Regions from separate parts of the Homo sapiens genome. Here region 1 is linked to region 2. Evidence: read pairs that join two places in POLR2A ChIA-PET (ENCODE). Cell type or tissue: A673. All regions are shown on one strand. Each heading gives the region's core, and the rest is flanking DNA. Links, peaks and the distances in the headings are about the cores only.

Region 1 (2,921 bases), core at 317-2,816, 490 kb after region 2:
TTGGACAGTGCTGGTAGTAAGTACATGCATAGCCTTTTAAGTGTGAAAAAGGGTTTTTGTCCTGAGCGCAATGAGAAGCATTGGGAGGCTTTACGAAGAGAGACAATGGGATCTTCGCAGCTTCTGGGTAGAAAAGAGATCAAAAGGCACCTGGAGGCAATGGAGAAAAATGATCTGTGTACTGCATTATAACAGTTTGGTTTAGGGTCAAGAAGTAGAGATAAGAGGAGTGGAAGGATTTGAGAGATATTTAGGAAGAAACACATCAACAGGCTCTAGTAATGAATTGAGTATGTTACTGAGAAACCCCAAAGGGCAGAAATCATGTTGGGAAAACAAAGATACAGAGTATATGGAAATATACAATTTAAGTCCTATAATAGAGGCATGGATTCATTGCAGTAGGGGTACAAAGTAAGAAGCAAGTGTGTGCTTTACATAGGATAAAATATTGCTGCTGCAGCTTTTCAGGTAGGCTTCATTAAAAATCAACATCTCATCAAAAATATGCATTCTGGTTTTAAATATCTTTTACCCAGAGTTTAACTTAAAAAAAAAAAAAAAACAGATACATAATGAGTAACGGCTGTGCAAGAGTCTGTGGTAGGGCTGCTCTTGAAATGGAAAAGAAAGAGAATGTTTCTTTAGTGCCCACTGGCATGTGCCAGAAGTTTTAAGTGTTTAATTTATTTAATCATCCCAAAAACCTTACAAGGTCATGTTACTATCCCCATTTTAGAGGTAAGTAAAATGAGGCTCAAAATTGATTGAAGTTCCACGAAGACAGAAACCATTTTTATTTTGCCCCTCCACTCTATTCCTAATGCCCAGCACACTGTCCAGCATATGCTAGGCACTCCGTAAATAAAGGTTAAAACAGCTCCCAAGAGGTAGAGCCAAGTGCCAACCTTGCTTATCTAAATTTGGGATCATCATGCTACCATTTGTTTTTTTAATATATTGGATAGCAAGTACATTTAAGTTAAAGCTTTTTAAAAATAGAATTAGGCATAGTTTATATATTTATATGTGGTTAGGCTAACAGGTATTTATATAAGAGCCCTTTATCTGTGACAGGTGGTTATCCTCTACCTTATTGAATAACAAGAACAGTTAACACTTCCTGAGAATGTACTGTGTGCCAGCCTGTTCTAAGCACTTTGCTTGTATTATTTATGCCTCATTCTCAGCAACCCTACAGGATAGATACTATGATTTCTCTCACTTTAGACACTGGGAAACTGAGGTACACAGAGCTGAGGCATACAGAGGTTGAGTCACTTGCCCAAGGTCACATAGCTGTAAAGGCAACAAACCCAAGGAACCTAATTTTAGAATCTGCATCACACTCTCAACCCCTATGAGACAGAGCCCACTACTCCATGAGACTCTAGTTCTTACAAAGATCTCTCTAGCATTAGGGCAAGGTCTGCCCTCTTGCCATTGGTCCAGCACCCTCTGCTGGGGCCACACAGTGTTGTGGTTTATCAGGGCACCTCCTTGTAAATCTAGAAAATCATTCAAGGATAAATTGTGAGTCAGACATTTGGAGAGTCAGAATAAAATGAGCACAAAAAGAGCCTGTAGATCTCGTGTGGATCTCATTCCATGAAAAGAGCAAACTTACCCTGAGTCTTTAAATGTCCACTAGCAGGAAGCTATCATTTGTCTATGGTGACATCAGATAGAGTAGAGAAAAGAGGTGAAGAAAGGGACTTAGTAAGTTGAAGATTTCCCAACAGCAGAAACCATGGCATTCGGGTGTTAACAGTGAATTCAAGAGACCCTTGTTCATGAATGGAGTTTAATGGCTAAGATACTCTCTAAGCACACTAGGCAATCAGTGCTTGCTAGGAGTTCACATAATGAACAGGATGGTTACAACCAGACATCCAGGCATTTGATGTGTGCCGGTTACTTCAAGTGTCAAATTACTTACAAGTTTTCAATTGTGATATGTAAGAGGGCTTATTGCTATGATTTGGAAGATCAGTTGGGCACATGTGGGTCTATATATGAACACTTCACTTCTTCCAATACTTTAAAATTGTTATGCACATTAGTAGAGCTCCTGAAGGAGCCTTTTTTTTTTTTTGTTTTGGAATAGTCTTAATATTACTGTAAACACTTGAGAACATGTTCAGTATCTGGCCATTTCATACAAAGGGACCTCATCTGGTGCCCCATCAAGACAATCTGAAGTGCAATCAAGAACTCATTATGAGGTGGTCTAATCTGTAGGGTACCTCACTGCCTATAAACTAAGAGCAGCACGATGCTTCTCTACTGAATGATGTCATCTGCAGTCACTGGGAACACACGGAGGTAGACCAAATGCCCTATATGGTAAGTGGCCACACGTATCGGGTAGGAAGGATTGCCTCTGCCCAAATTCTAATATAAATGAGAAATAAATTCATTTACAAGAGAATATTATGCACTGAAATGCATAATTTTTCAATAATAATTATGCTAGATAGTCAGATGTTTATATCTTTTCTTTCCTTTTTTTTTTTTTTTTTTTTTTTTTTTTTTGGAGACAGAGTCTTGCTCTGTTTCCCAGGCAGGAGTGCAGTGGCACAATCTGCCTGCAACCTCTGCCTCCGGGTTCAAGTGATTCTCCTGACTCAACCTCCTGAGTAGCTGGGATTACAGGCATGCACCACCATGCCCTGCTAATCTCTGTATTTTTAGTAGAGATGGGGTTTCACCATGTTGGCCAGGCTGGTCTCGAACTCCTGGACTCAAGTAATCCACTTGCCTCAGCCTCCCATAGTGCTGGGATTACAGTAATGAGCCACTGCGCCTGGCCTACATCTTCTTATAATGACTAAGTTTGGAAGTAAGAGAAAAAATTGAAAGCCATTCTGTCTAATAGGTACTGGAAAATGGAAAAAGAAAAAAAGAAAAAAAAACTTAGA
Region 2 (2,921 bases), core at 310-2,809:
TTCATGTTGGGTTCAGAAGAGAATCTTCTCACCTTTTCTATTCTTTTCTTCATTCAGTGACATCTCTTCTTATTGTTCTGCTATCAAAGCCTGCAATAAGTAAAGAATCTGACACACACCATTTTTGTCTTAGTGTTAGTTTAAACACTGTGGGTATTTGCATTTTAAACATGATCTCTGATGGAAGAACAAAAGGCTTCTTCTATTTTTAAATAAATATCAAACATCAGTGAGGCGGTAGGGACTGAGCGCCTAGCAGTGGGTCACTGGAGACAGCAGTGGAGAAAAGCTCACCCCATCCAGAATCCCCTTCCTTTTCCTGCCCTGCCACTGAGCCTGGTGCCATGTATATCAGTGTCCTTGCTGTCACCAAGGGGCCTTCTTCCTGGTCAGTGATTTCCCATTAGCTTTATTTGTTTCAGTTCAGATTTCCTTTAGAACACAGTGTTTGTCAATTTTGGGGATTTCTGAGAATGTTTTAATTGTTTCTGGGGAAATTGGAAGCAATTTGGAATTTTGCCAAACACGTACTACTTATGGGATATTTTTAGCAACTTCCCACCCCGTCCCTAATGCAACCGTCTCCAAAGACTTTTGGAAGATTGGAGTAGAGAAATGCCTTTAACAGGGAATTGGGTCCTTGGATGTGGGGAATTAGGAAGCCAGTGACAGTGATGATAAATGAAGAAAGAATGGACTATGGCTGCTCTTTCAGGCCCTTTTGGGAGAAAATAATCATTTGCACTGGTTACTATTGTTGACAAATCGGTTGCCTCTAATCAATTATGAGTGCCTGTGATTGTTTTCTTAGGATAAATTCTGTAATGGAAAATCATGGCAGGGCATGCACAGATGTATACTTCATAATCTCTGACTTTAAGGAGTTTGCTATTTAGTTGTGGAGGTGAGACATACACACCAAAAATTCACTGATAACACAGACAAGTATAAGCCCCAAAGGAGAGGAAAGGATGACAACTGCTGTAGAAGATTAGGGAAGGGAGAACTCACTGCAGCCTGGGTGGTTAGAAAGAACTTGGTGATGGGGATGGATGCAGGACTTGCTGTGACTTTGAAAGATGACTGAAGGGTAAATAGCATTCAAATAAGTGGAGAAGGAGGAGTGGTGGGAAGAGATTACTTCAAGTGAGCAAAATAAGGCTCACATAGATTTCTGAATTCTGACATAATTAACTCCCGGTTACTCAGGATTTACCCCTAAAGACTGAAGGCGGGTAGTGAAGTACAGAGGCAGTTCATAAATGATAGGAATTGCTGGTCCAGCCTAACAGCCTGCATATGCAAGAGAGAGAGATGTGAACAGTTGCCAGCCTCCCCAGTTTACAGGTAAAGATGCCAAGGAATCAGTGGAGAAGGAAGAAATGGAGCCAAGACCTTAGTGATTTTCACCTCTAAGCAGCTTCTCCACCATCTTCTCTCCAAGACCACATTGCTTCCCTCTATATATTATAGCATCTGCCATAAACTGGAGAAAATAGGAACATAGCGCATCAAGTGATTATCTGGAAGAATGAGAAACCCACATTCTCTCCAGCCCACGCAAACTAGTTAATGGCTCCAGGCAGACATGCTGGGGATGCAGGAACCAGCCTGCACACAGATATGTGGCAGCCAGGGAGGTGAGCACGTTCAGTTTTATTGTGTGATTCATTTCCTCTCCCCAGCTGGTGCATTGGAGAGGGCTCTGCAGCTTGCAGCCAAATGACTGCAGTGCTCCAATGAGGGGCCTCTCTGTGTTGTACCGACGTGAGGATTTTCCCCTGCCTGCCTAACACAAGCACTGGAGCTTGTAATCACAGGGCTGCAGGGTTATGAAGTGCTTGTCATGCCTTCCATTATGAACACGCATCATAGGCTGCAGTATATCCCGACTGGTGGTAAGCGCACAAGAATGCCATCTGTTCCAGAGTGGCTTTGCTTCTACACAATGCAAATTGATTAAAGGTCCACTTAGTCACATGTGGAAGGAAAAAAGGGCCACTGAAGGATTCCAGATACTGGAAAGCAGCTGAAATTCAATGACCAAAGAGCGTCAGGAATATGAGGGAAAATTTTATGTGATTCCGCTGACAGAACTCAACTTGGCTAATTAGCTTTCTGCAAAGATGTAAGAGAGCAGTTCAAATTCCAGGAAGCATGTTGGTAATTGCTGTTAATGCTGAATTGTCAGGCCTTCTCTCTCGCTGGAAAGAAGACTTCGTCTGGGTGCTAGAATCTCAGTTCTCTTTAACATGGCAGCATGTGGACAAATCCATGTGTTTTCTTATTGATTCTTTGGTGAGCTAGGTGCTTCAGTGACTAGTAAAGACAGAAAATGCCTGCCACCGTTATTTGAACAAACATAAATAGGCATCTCAGAAAAATTCCAAAATGTAGAGATTAGTCTTTGCTACCAGGAAGAATAAAATTATAACACCACGAAGAGCAAATAAAGAGCAAACCTTATTCTTTTCTGCTTAGAATTTACTTCATGGGGATAACCACAGTTGTGCACAAAGAAACAGCTATAATTTGTTCATTGTAATATAAGAATTCCAAATTGTAAATAACCAAAATAGAAACAATAAGCGATTTCTTTCTTTCTTTCTTTCTTTCTTTCTTTCTTTCTTTCTTTCTTTCTTTCTTTTGTGAGGCGGAGTTTCATTCTTGTTGCTCAGGCTGCAGTGCAATGGCGCGATCTCAGCTCACCAAACCCCCTTCCGAGTTCAAGTGATTCTCCTGCTTCAGCCTCCAGAGTAGCTGGGATTACAGGCATGCACCACCACGCCTGGCTAATTTTTTTTGTATTTTTAGTAGAGATGAGGTTTCTCCATGTTGGTCAGGCTGGTCCCGAACTCCCTACCTCAGGTGATCCACCCGCCTTGGCCTCCCAAAGTGCTGGGATTACAGGCGTGAGCAAC

The links. ChIA-PET counts read pairs that join two places held together with the same protein. Peaks named below come from ENCODE experiments on the same cell type or tissue, not always from the same donor. Only the 100,000 strongest peaks of a DNase experiment are listed, where the experiment ranks them.
Region 1: POLR2A ChIA-PET joins it to region 2 with 5 read pairs; 2 of 35 experiments call an interaction of 5 or more read pairs at or near these places.

Annotation. Positions count from the first base shown.
Region 1 is chr2:40,359,383-40,362,303 of GRCh38, forward strand. All of the region lies in intron 2 of SLC8A1 (solute carrier family 8 member A1), which reads right to left. Among named protein-coding and RNA genes, the nearest start is that of SLC8A1, 91 kb to the right of the region's middle. In A673, for the core only: no CTCF peak of the experiment used is centred there; no DNase peak of the experiment used is centred there; H3K27me3 peaks cover 601 bases.
Region 2 is chr2:39,869,755-39,872,675 of GRCh38, forward strand. No RefSeq gene overlaps it. Among named protein-coding and RNA genes, the nearest start is that of SLC8A1-AS1, 46 kb to the right of the region's middle. In A673, for the core only: no CTCF peak of the experiment used is centred there; a DNase peak (open chromatin) is centred at 1,727; H3K27ac peaks cover 530 bases.